Linked DNA regions of Homo sapiens: region 2 is linked to region 1. Evidence: chromatin loops called from intact Hi-C (ENCODE). Cell type or tissue: ascending aorta. All regions are shown on one strand. Links, peaks and the distances in the headings refer to the core of each region. The heading gives the core; the rest is flanking DNA. Region 1 has its middle 110 kb from the start of USP46. Region 2 has its middle 180 kb from the start of SPATA18.

The links. Hi-C counts contacts between places; a loop is a spot of excess contacts. Peaks named below come from ENCODE experiments on the same cell type or tissue, not always from the same donor. Only the 100,000 strongest peaks of a DNase experiment are listed, where the experiment ranks them.
Region 2: a loop joins it to region 1, with 4 times the contacts of the local background. A loop is called at or near these places in 9 of 110 quality-filtered maps.

The regions. Positions count from the first base shown.
Region 1 is chr4:52,543,554-52,548,935 of GRCh38, forward strand. No RefSeq gene overlaps it. Among named protein-coding and RNA genes, the nearest start is that of USP46, 110 kb to the right of the region's middle. In ascending aorta, for the core only: a CTCF peak has its summit at 2,086 (motif pointing right); a DNase peak (open chromatin) is centred at 2,098.
Region 2 is chr4:52,232,284-52,237,665 of GRCh38, forward strand. No RefSeq gene overlaps it. Among named protein-coding and RNA genes, the nearest start is that of SPATA18, 180 kb to the left of the region's middle. In ascending aorta, for the core only: CTCF peaks have their summits at 2,344 (motif pointing right) and 2,556; no DNase peak of the experiment used is centred there; H3K4me3 peaks cover 496 bases.

The DNA of each region.
Region 1 (5,382 bases), core at 90-5,089:
TACAACATGGGAGAAAATTTTCGCAACCTACTCATCTGACAAAGGGCTAATATCCAGAATCTACAATGAACTCAAACAAATTTACAAGAAAAAAACAAACAACCCCATCAAAAAGTGGGCGAAGGACATGAACAGACACTTCTCAAAAGAAGACATTTATGCAGCCAAAAAACACATGAAGAAATGCTCATCATCACTGGCCATCAGAGAAATGCAAATCAAAACCACTATGAGATATCATCTCACACCAGTTAGAATGGCAATCATTAAAAAGTCAGGAAACAACAGGTGCTGGAGAGGATGTGGAGAAATAGGAACACTTTTACACTGTTGGTGGGACTGTAAACTAGTTCAACCATTGTGGAAGTCAGTGTGGCGATTCCTCAGGGATCTAGAACTAGAAATACCATTTGACCCAGCCATCCCATTACTGGGTATATACCCAAAGGACTATAAATCATGCTGCTATAAAGACACATGCACACGTATGTTTATTGTGGCACTATTCACAATAGCAAAGACTTGGAACCAACCCAAATGTCCAACGATAGACTGGATTAAGAAAATGTGGCACATATACACCATGGAATACTATGCAGCCATAAAAAATGATGAGTTCATGTCCTTTGTAGGGACATGGATGAAATTGGAAACCATCATTCTCAGTAAACTATCGCAAGAACAAAAAACCAAACACCGCATATTGTCACTCATAGGTTGGAACTGAACAATGAGATCACTTGGACACAGGAAGGGGAATATCACACTCTGGGGACTGTGGTGGGGTCGGGGGAGGGGGGAGGGATAGCATTGGGAGATATACCTAATGCTAGATGACACGTTAGTGGGTGCAGCGCACCAGCATGGCACACGTATACATATGTAACTAACCTGCACAATGTGCACATGTACCCTAAAACTTAGAGTATAATAAAAAAAAAAAAAAATTAAAAAAAAAAAAAAAAGAGGAAGTGAATAAATGTATTCATGTATATATTTTTTCTAATCTGGACAAAAATTTAAGGTTGAATTCACAGCCAACAGTAATAAAATATGTTAATTCCTGAGAAAAAAAAAAAAAAAAGAATGTGTTATAGGCCTGGAGTGGTGGCTCATCCTTGTAATCCCAGTACTGTTCAAGGCTGAGGCAGGAGGTTTGCTTGAGCCCAGGAGTTCAAGATCAGCCTAGGCAACATAGTGGGACCCCATTTCAACAAAAAAATACAAAAATTAGCCATGTGTGGTGGTGCATGCCTGTACTCTCAGCTACTCAGGAGGCTGAGGCAGATGATCACTTGAGCCTCAAAGGTTGAGACTACTGTGAGCTATGATCGCACCACTGCACTCCAGCTTGGGCGACTCTAGAAGAACCCCATCTTAAAACAACAACAACAACAACGAATGCTTTATAGAGTGTACTGGTCAGGACTCTTGGTCAAACGGGGAAAAAACTCAATTTGGACTAGCCTAAGCTAACACTCCCCTCTCTCTCCTGTCTGTCTGTCTTCTCTCTCTCTCTCTCTCTCTTTCCCTCTCTCTCTCTCTCTCTCCCTCTCTGTCTTTGAGACAGGGTCTCCAGGCTGGAGTGCAATGGTGCAATCACAGCTCACTACAACCTCCAAGTCCTAGACTCAAGCGATCCTCCCACCTCAGCCTCCCCCAAGAGCAGCTTGGACCACAGGCCTGTTCCAACACACCCAGCCCCTCCTCCTGAGTCTGCTCCTCCTGGCTTGTCGGGCACCTTCTCACAGGCCTGCTGTCTCCTTGAGGCTGAATCCTGAGAGCACAGATCCTGTGTTCACATCCTCGCAGCTTCACCTGCCCAGATGACAGACACTCAGAGCAATTGCTATGACCAGAAGGGGACAGTCAGCTCCTATTTGAATCAAATGTTGAACTTTTGGCAAGAGATGTGGGGCAGACCGAGCAAGCCCACTAAAGGAGTTGTTGGGGTCCCCCACACTAACACTTTGCATCTGCTGCCGGAGCCGTTATTGCCCTCACTGTCTCAGATTTGGCCAGCACTTAGTGGCTGCACAGGGACACTTCCCCTCTAGACCTGCTGCTCCCCTTTAGCCCAGTAGGAGGCAGCATTGCCCCTCCTTGCCCTACGACTCGCTGGACTGATTCCAGGCTTCCAGCTCAGCAGGAAGAGGATCCATTAAAAAGATTTTATCTTCGGAAAACCTTATCACCCCTCAAATGTCAAGACTTTCAGAAATTAATCTAGAGTTTTCTCCTTTTCAGGTCTCAAATTTTAAAACAGAATCATAAAATGCTAGAGCCAGGAGGAGCCTCTGGAGTCCTGTCACATCCAGCCCTCTGTTTTAAAGATGAATAGATCGACCAAGGCAGAGACTCAAATACATATTCTAACATTTGGTACCAGATTGCGAAGTCATTGGAACCGAGCATAAAAAGCTATCAAGGAGAGATAAAAGATCTGAAGGAAAGGTTGCGTATCAATTTCTGGAAAGCTGGACTAAACTTTTAATGGAAAACAATTATTTTATAAAAAGGTAAAGAGAAAAGGTGAAATTTTAAAAATAGGTTAAGTAATACTTCAATAATATTTAACCTACATATCAAATATACTATTATTTCACCATGTAGTCAGTAAAGACACCTGTGAATAAGATCTTTTGCATTCTTTTTCTGTACTAAATCTTTGAGATCTGGTGAGTATTGTACAGTTATAGCATATCTCAATTTGGACAAGCCATGTCTCAAGTGCTTAGTAGCCACATGCAGCCAGTGGCTACTGTGTTGGATGGTGCAGAATTGAAAAACAGGTTAGTACAGAACCTTGTGGAGCCCTCAGGACAAGCTGCACAGACATTTGAGCTCACCCAGGGCATTCTGGGGAAATGTCTTATACCAACAGAATATAAGGGGCTGATATATTTTACCAAAAAGAGCTTCCTGTTTGAAAAAAAATATATACTTTTCACCCCATCTCCTCTCCTCAGATAAGCTGCAGAAGGATGCATGATCATCGCATCATTATTATTCTTAAACAATGAACTGAAGTGGACCAGTCAAGTGAATGCCAAAGGGAGTTTGATGGAAGAGGCTGTCCTGTTCTCGCCTAGAGTGACCTCACAATCTGTGGCCCAGGAGGATTTTATAAGATATCAGCATGCCTGTGGAGAACAAATGAATAGTTTTTTCCTTAGTGCTAAAAACACCAGAGGCAATTTTCACATACCCACCCTTCGTTTTTACAGGACGTGGTGGGGGAGTCAGGCTGTAATCACAGTGTGTTAACTGAGGATAAAATAGAGAGCATCAGCTAGATTGCTCTTTCTTGAAAACAACAGCCAAAAAAGAAAAACAGCACTCAGGATTTTGAGTCGTTTTGCATGCTCAGGAGAGGATGGCAGTTTCAAGCACAACATCAAGAGGAAGGACAAAGTTGAGCCCAACTGGGCACCAGCAAGGAGTGGGTGCACCCATCCATGCCTCCACGCTCCTAAAAATGAGGGCTCCCGTCATTTTGGGGTAGTGGGTGTTTCACAGCCTGTTCTCCTCAGCAGCTTTGAAATTCCGCGTTCTGAGTTCTGGTAGTGTAGCCTGGCACAGAGTTGCAGGGACAAGGTTTGTTCGCACCCTAATCTCCTACCCCAGCCTGCTGTCTTCCTGGCTGCCCCACAATCTGAAGTCGAGGGTTTCTCACTAAACACTGAGCAGAGCGGCAGGCAGACCTTGACCTTGCCTCATACGTTCAAGTGAAATAAGCAACCACCCTAAAAAAGAAACCAAGTTTTGCCTTTGTTGATGGATTCCTCCTTCTATGGAAGTATCTGTGATAAGGATACTGTCATCCTGAACCACTGAGTCCTTTGTTCCAAAAATAGTGATTGACAGTCATTGATCACTTACTGCCGGGTGCCTATAGTAACTCATTTAAAGCTCTGCATAATAGTCCTTCCACAGCCGGTTGTGGTGGCTCACACCTGTAATCCCAGCACTTTAGGAGCCTGAGGTGGGCGGATCACTTGAGGTCAAGAGTTCAAGACCAGCCTGGCCAACATGGCGAAACCCTGTCTCTACTAAAAATACAAAATTAGCTGGGCTTTGTGGCAAGCGCCTGTAATCCCAGCTACTCGGGAGGTTGAGGCACAAGAATTGCTTGAACCTGGGAGGCAGAAGTTGCAGTGAGTTGAGATCACACCACTGCACTCCAGCCTGGGCAACAAGAGCAAAACTCCATCTCAAAAAATAATAATAATAATAATAAATAAAAATAAAATAAAATAAATAAAAATAAATTAACCAGTTATGGTGGCTCACACATGTAGTCCCAGCTACTCAGGAGGCTGAGGCAGGAGAGTCGCTTGAACCCAGGAGGCAGAGGTTGCAGTGAGCTGAGATTGTGCCATTGCAATCCAGCCTGGGCAACATAGAGAGATTCTGTCCAATAATAATAATAACAGTAATAGTCCCTCCAAACTATCCTAAGTGCTTTGTATACTGTATTAAAGTCCTAGGTTCGCCATAACAAAGTACCACAGACTGGGTGGCTTCAACAACAGAAATTGTATTTTTCCACAGTTCTGGAGGCCAGGCATCCAAGATCTAGGTGTCAGCAGTTTTGGTTTCTTCTGAAGCTATGAAGGAGACTCTGTTCCACACCCCTCTCCCAGCTTCTGGGGGTTTGCTGGCAATCTTTGGTATTCCTTGGCTTGTAGATGCAACACCCTAGTCTCTGCCTTTGCCTTCACATGGCATTTTCCCTTTGTATGTCTGTATCCAAATCTCTCCTTTTCAAAAGGGCACTGGTCATGCTGGATTAGGGCACACACTAATAACTTTATTTTAAGTTGATTACTTCTGTGAAGACCCTGTTTTCAAATAAGGTCACCTTCTGAGGTCTTGGAGGTTAGGACTCCAGTTTGTTTTGAGGGGGACACAATTCAACCCATAACACACATATTAACTCATTTGTCTTTCCAACAGCCCTTCAAGGCATCTTCCTGGATAATTTATCCCATTTGCAGAAGAGGGCACCTGGGACACAGAGAAAGTAAATGACTGGCCAAGGTCACTGTATTAGTCGGTTTTCATGCAGCTGATAAAGACATACCTGAGACTGGGTAATTTATAATGAAAAAGAGGTTTAACGAACTCACAGTTCCATGTGGCTAGGGAGGCCTCATAATCATGGCAGAAAGCAAAAGGCACTTCTTACATGGCGGCAGCAAGACAGAAAACTTGTGCAGGGAAACTCTCCTTTATGAAACCATCAGATCTTTTGAAACTTATTCACTGTCACGAGAACAGCACAGGAAAGACCTGCCTCCATGATTCAATTACCTCCCACCAGGTCCCTCCCAAGACGTGGGAATTGTGTGAACTATGATTCAAGATAAGATTTGGGTG
Region 2 (5,382 bases), core at 215-5,214, 310 kb before region 1:
CTATTCCTTTGCTTATTATGCCAGGACTTCTATTGGCACAAAAGACAAATGTTAAGCATAGACAACATTTGTAGATGACAAATTCCAGTTGTTTACTGCTCAGATAAAGATGCCCTAATCAATCTCTCAGCAAGTTCTAATATGTTCATTTTCCATGTCAAAGGCTATGAAATAGATATGAAAATGAAATCCTGAGTTGGATGGGAGTTTAAGTAAATTATAATTTTCTGGGAGTTTAAGTAAATTATAATTTTCTGGTTAAGCAAATAATTATATTGTTTCAGCAAATCATCATTTCCCCTGTATTAAAGCCCTTTTTCTTTGCTTTTAGCATTCCAATGAAAACATGTCTTAATGGGTCAAATATTAAAACTGAATGCCTGGAAATATCATAAGTTCTAAACACCTTCCATCGCAATCTCATTTTAAATTTTCTGGAGTGTTCTTTTGAACATTTTTTCTAACCAACTCAACATAAAATGATCAGATTTTTTAATGAGCTATTAAAAAATTTATTTTTCTTCAGGATGTTGAATGCTGACTACTGGTCAAGGAAGAGCAAATGTCTGTTCTCTTTGCTTGCTTTTTTTCTGAGACAGAGTCTAGCTCTGTTGCCCAGGCTGGAGTGCAGTGGCACGATCTTGGCTCACTGAAACCTCTGTCTCCCGGGTTCAAGCGATTCTCCTGCCTCAGCCTCCTGAGTAACTGGGAGCCAACCACCACGCCCAGCTAATTTTTGTATTTTTAGTAGAGAGGGGGTTTCACTGTGTTGGCCAGGCTGGTCTAGAAATCCTGACCTCGTGATCCTCCCGCCTCAGCATCCCAAAGTACTGGGATTACAGGCGTGAGCTACTGCGCCTGGGCTGCTTGCTTTTTAAGTTTTAGTTAAAGGAGCTGAGATTATATTTTTTAAAATATATGAAAGTAGACTAGGTGTGGTGACTCACACCTATAATCACAACATTTGGGAGGCCAAGGTGGGAACATAATTTGAGCCCAGGAGTTTGAGACCAGCCTGAGCAACATGAGGAGACCCTGTCTCTACAAAAGAAAATTAGAAATTAGCCAGGCATGGTGGCAAGCACCTGTAGTCCTAGCTACTCAGGAGCCTGAAGTGGGAGGATCCCTTGAGTCATTTGGTCTGGTCAGAAATCTGAATTGGAACTGCAGTTATCCCTAAATAAATCCTTTGAAACCCAAATGAAAACAAACATTCTCTCCCATAAAGTTATCTTCACTCCTTAAATGCAAAAATAGCTTTTTCGCTGGGCGTGGTGGCATGGCCCAGCTAGTCAAGAGGCTGAGGTGTGAGAATTGCTTGAACCCAGGAGTTTGAGGCCAGCCTGGGCAATATAGCAAGCCTCATCTCTAAAAAACAAACAAAGAAATCCCCCAAGATGCTGTCTCCCTGCAGTTATTCTTCTTGTAAATTATTCACTATTTGTTTGGATTTATTTGAACTCCTGCTTTTTGTTTGTTTTCTGTTTTTGCTGTTAAATGGAAAAACTTAAAATCAGATGCTTGGTATCTGCTACCAGCATAAAATAGACTAAGGAGAAAATCCTAAGACACCCTTTTGGATGTTTGTTTTCTAAAATCTATCTATCTATCATCTATCTATCTTTCCATCCATCCATCTCTCTGTATGTAGACTTGTGTGTGTGGGGGGGGGAGGGGGGTGGGTGTTTGTGTGGGTGTTTTTTTATTTGTTCAAAAAAGAAGGAAAAGGATATCAGGGACTCTGCAATGCTTTCCTAGTTGGAGTTCTTCCCTTTTGTATTTACTTCCAACTACCATTTTTGCTAGGGAACTTGATATTCCTAATTCGTGGTTTCATAGGCCAGTGTAGCATAAATCCAGAGAGACATTCAACTCTAATTTCTATGGGGTTAAGCTAAGACCCTGCCCCTTTCTCCTTCCCTTCTCCCAAATGAGGAGGATGTCCACATTTACCTTTGGAGGAGTCTTTCAGTGTCCTCTGAAGCTGGGAAGGCAGAACTGTGGGTGGAGAGGGGAGATTTGCAGGGAATCAAGGTCTGAGATCATAGAAGACTTGTTTTTGTCCTGATTCTGCCCTCAGTGGGCATGTCATCTTAGGAAAGTCACTAAACCTCTTTCTCTAAGCCTCTGTTTTCCCCTCTGTGAAATGAGATTGATAATAATGTTTCTGTTTTGCTTGCAGGGTTACTGTAGAGAGAATGAAGGAAGATGTTATATAAGAAAGCCCTTTGTTAAAGGACTTACTTGCTATGGTTTCCCTTGACCAATAACGATACATACATAGTTGACTTTTTAGGACATGTAATAAAAGACAGTAGGGTATCGCATTTCATAGATGATCATTATGCCTTTCTGCACTAGATGTCAGTAGAGCTCTATGATTCAAAAGGCTCCACTACCTGACCAGGAATAATCTGTTCTTGGAAAATTTTCCAAAGCAAACTCATTGTGTTTTTGCTTATTTTGCATTTCTTACCTAATGGCCATGAATTTGTGTGTCCTCGCCCTGCACCCACCCTCATCCACCCAACTAGAATTCCTCTTTCAGCACAATTTTCTGCTGTGTTGGAGCTTCTCTTTCTTCATTTTCTAGGGAAATTTCTACAAAAACCATTCTTTTTCAAGAGTTTGTTTAGACAATGTGAAAGCCAAAACAGAAAGTCCGAAGGCTATAGGGCAAACTCACAAAACAATTTAGAAGAGTTATTGCAGATGGATTTAGTGCTTTTAAAATTAAAGGTCGCTTAAAAAAAAAACTGTCTGCATTCATGTTTTTTTCACCATCCTGTTGTTGTTGCCATATTTTAGTTTTCCAGCTATGATTTATAATTTAAAAATAGAGCTGAAATACAAGAGTGGTGCTTTCCCTTACCCAGAAATGCTTAGCAGAAGAACCCTCTGTTTTTCAAAATGCTGACTTGTCTCTATAGAGAAGAAAAATAAATCTCTGAGAACCATAGCTCTTTTTGCTTCTTGGAAATAGCTAAAAAGTTCAAGCTAAAGCCTGGCTTTGGACCCATGTCCATCCTTTGGGGACAGTTATGTTCTTTCCAAAAAGTGCAAATTTACTTATGAAGCAGGTCCATGTTTTAACTGGCTTATTCGATCACAGCAGAATTCACTAATTTAATTGCTTCTTTGACTTTCAACGTGAAAATCATTTACCAGCATAAAAATTTTAAAAAGTGCAAGTTGTTGTTAGGATTTTTATCTAAGAATGAAAGGAACTTAAAGTGTCCAGTGTCTGAGATTTTCCAAGATGATCTCTGTTTTACATTCAAACATAGGGATTTAAAAGTTAAATTGCTTTGAAGTGAGACTGAACACCTGATTTATTTTCAAATGCCACTTTAAAAAAATCATTGACATCTATTTACATAAGGCTATTGCCAATTTAAAGAAAGACACAGAGGCAAAATTAATATAGAGTTGATTTGGGCCAAGGTTGATGACTTACCCTGGGAAACACTGGGAATTGCTTCAAAGAACAAAGGAGAGACTCAAGTTTTCAAAGAAAAAAGGACAAATCAGGAGAAGGGTTGATTACAAAACTTGTTTTTTAGGAATTCTCATTGGTTTACAGAAATAACATTGACTCCTGATTGGCTATACATTGTTGAACTATAGGGTGTGAATTATGATGTCCAGCACATAACATTGTTGGGTTAATTTATGGCTACTCAGTGGCGACGCTCAGTCTAGAGCCCATATAGCAGGGAGATTACTTAGCTCCAGGGTGAGGAGTGAGATGTGACTGCTGTCACATTTCATTGCCCCTCTGGGCCTGATCATTTAAAGGGGCTCACATTCTTTAAATAAAAAGTTTCTTTTATTTCTCACTTTTCAACAGTTTTATGTTCCACTCTGTGCAAATTATTGTTTTTTGAATGAAAATGAGTTAATCATTTTTATTGAGCATCTATTATGAGATAGGTACTGTGCTAGAAGTTGAAGATAAATAATGAGCAAACCTAGCTGTCTTGGAGCCTACAGTCTAGTGGGGAACAAAAATATAATCCAGTAACCACAGAAACAAATGAAAAATTGCAAATCTAAGCTCCCTCATCTTTGTTTCTGCTTATTTATTTTTAAGTACTTATCACCCTCTGACATTTATATTTATTTGTTTTTTTTTATTGCCTGTTTCCCATCGTAGAATGTCAGCTTCATAAAAGGAGAGATTTTGTTCTGTTCAACAATGTTTCCTGAGTACCCAGAACAGCATCTGACACAGGTGCTCCATAAATATTAGTTGAACGAAGGCATTAATAAGAAGTACTCAGTGTTATGAGATCCTAGACTAGAAGAAGTTGATCACATCAGCGAGGTTAAGAAAGGCTTAACTGCAGAAGGGATGCTTGAGTTGAGAAGTCAGCAATGACCAGGCTGAGAAGGGAGAGAAGACCATTCAAGGCAACATGGGCAAAGACCTCATGGCAAGGGGGAGCATGAAAAAGATAAGAAACAGAAAGAAGGCTTGAGAGGCAGAAGAAGAGAGACTGAGCAAAACAGGATTGCAAAGTGAAATAGGAAAGGAAGGGAGGGGCTAGACCTTGCAGATTCTCATAGGCAGAATTAAGAAGTTATCCTTATTCTAAAAACAATGAAAAGTCATTTGAGTTTTTTAAGCGGGGATGAGGGGTGGAAGGTGATGACTTAATTAGATTTGAAAAGATTACTCTGACTTCAGTGTGGTGAATGGACTGGAGGGTGGTCCAGAGTGGAGGTTGCAAGCCTGGCTAAAAGGCAGTGGTTGAATTGAGTGATGGGAGTAGTTTGAACTTGAGTGCTGGTGGTGAGGATTGGAATAGGTGGATGCAGAAGTCGATGAGTCCATAGCAATTTAAGAGGTAAAACCAATTAGACTAGGTGAAGTGTTGGATAAAGAGTGAGAGAGAAGGAGGTATTAAGGTTGAGCTGAAGTTTAGGGCTTGGACAATGTGGGATGGTGGTGCCATTCAATGAAATAGGAAACCCTGGAAAAATATGAGGTTTGGCAGGAAACATGATGAGCTCAGTCTTAGTTCAGTTTAGATAGGTTTCTTTGGGGCATCCAAGAGGATATATTAAGTTGAAGATGGTCTGAAGCTTGGAAAGCCTGGGCTGGGGCTACAAATACACGATCATTCCACAGATAGTAATTGAAATCGTGGGTTAGAGACTAGACTGGAAAGTGGAGAGGATTGTTTGATATAAAGATATCTGGTTTTAAAGAAAAGGATGAAAACACAGAATGCAGACAGATAAAGCTCTGACGTAAGTGAGTAGGCCTGGGCTATCCATGCCCACAGCTGAAAAGCATTAAATGAGATTTGATGCTAACTTGGTAGAGCATTCAATGAGCCACAGAGAGCAACCTATTAGACCTATCGGACCTTTCTA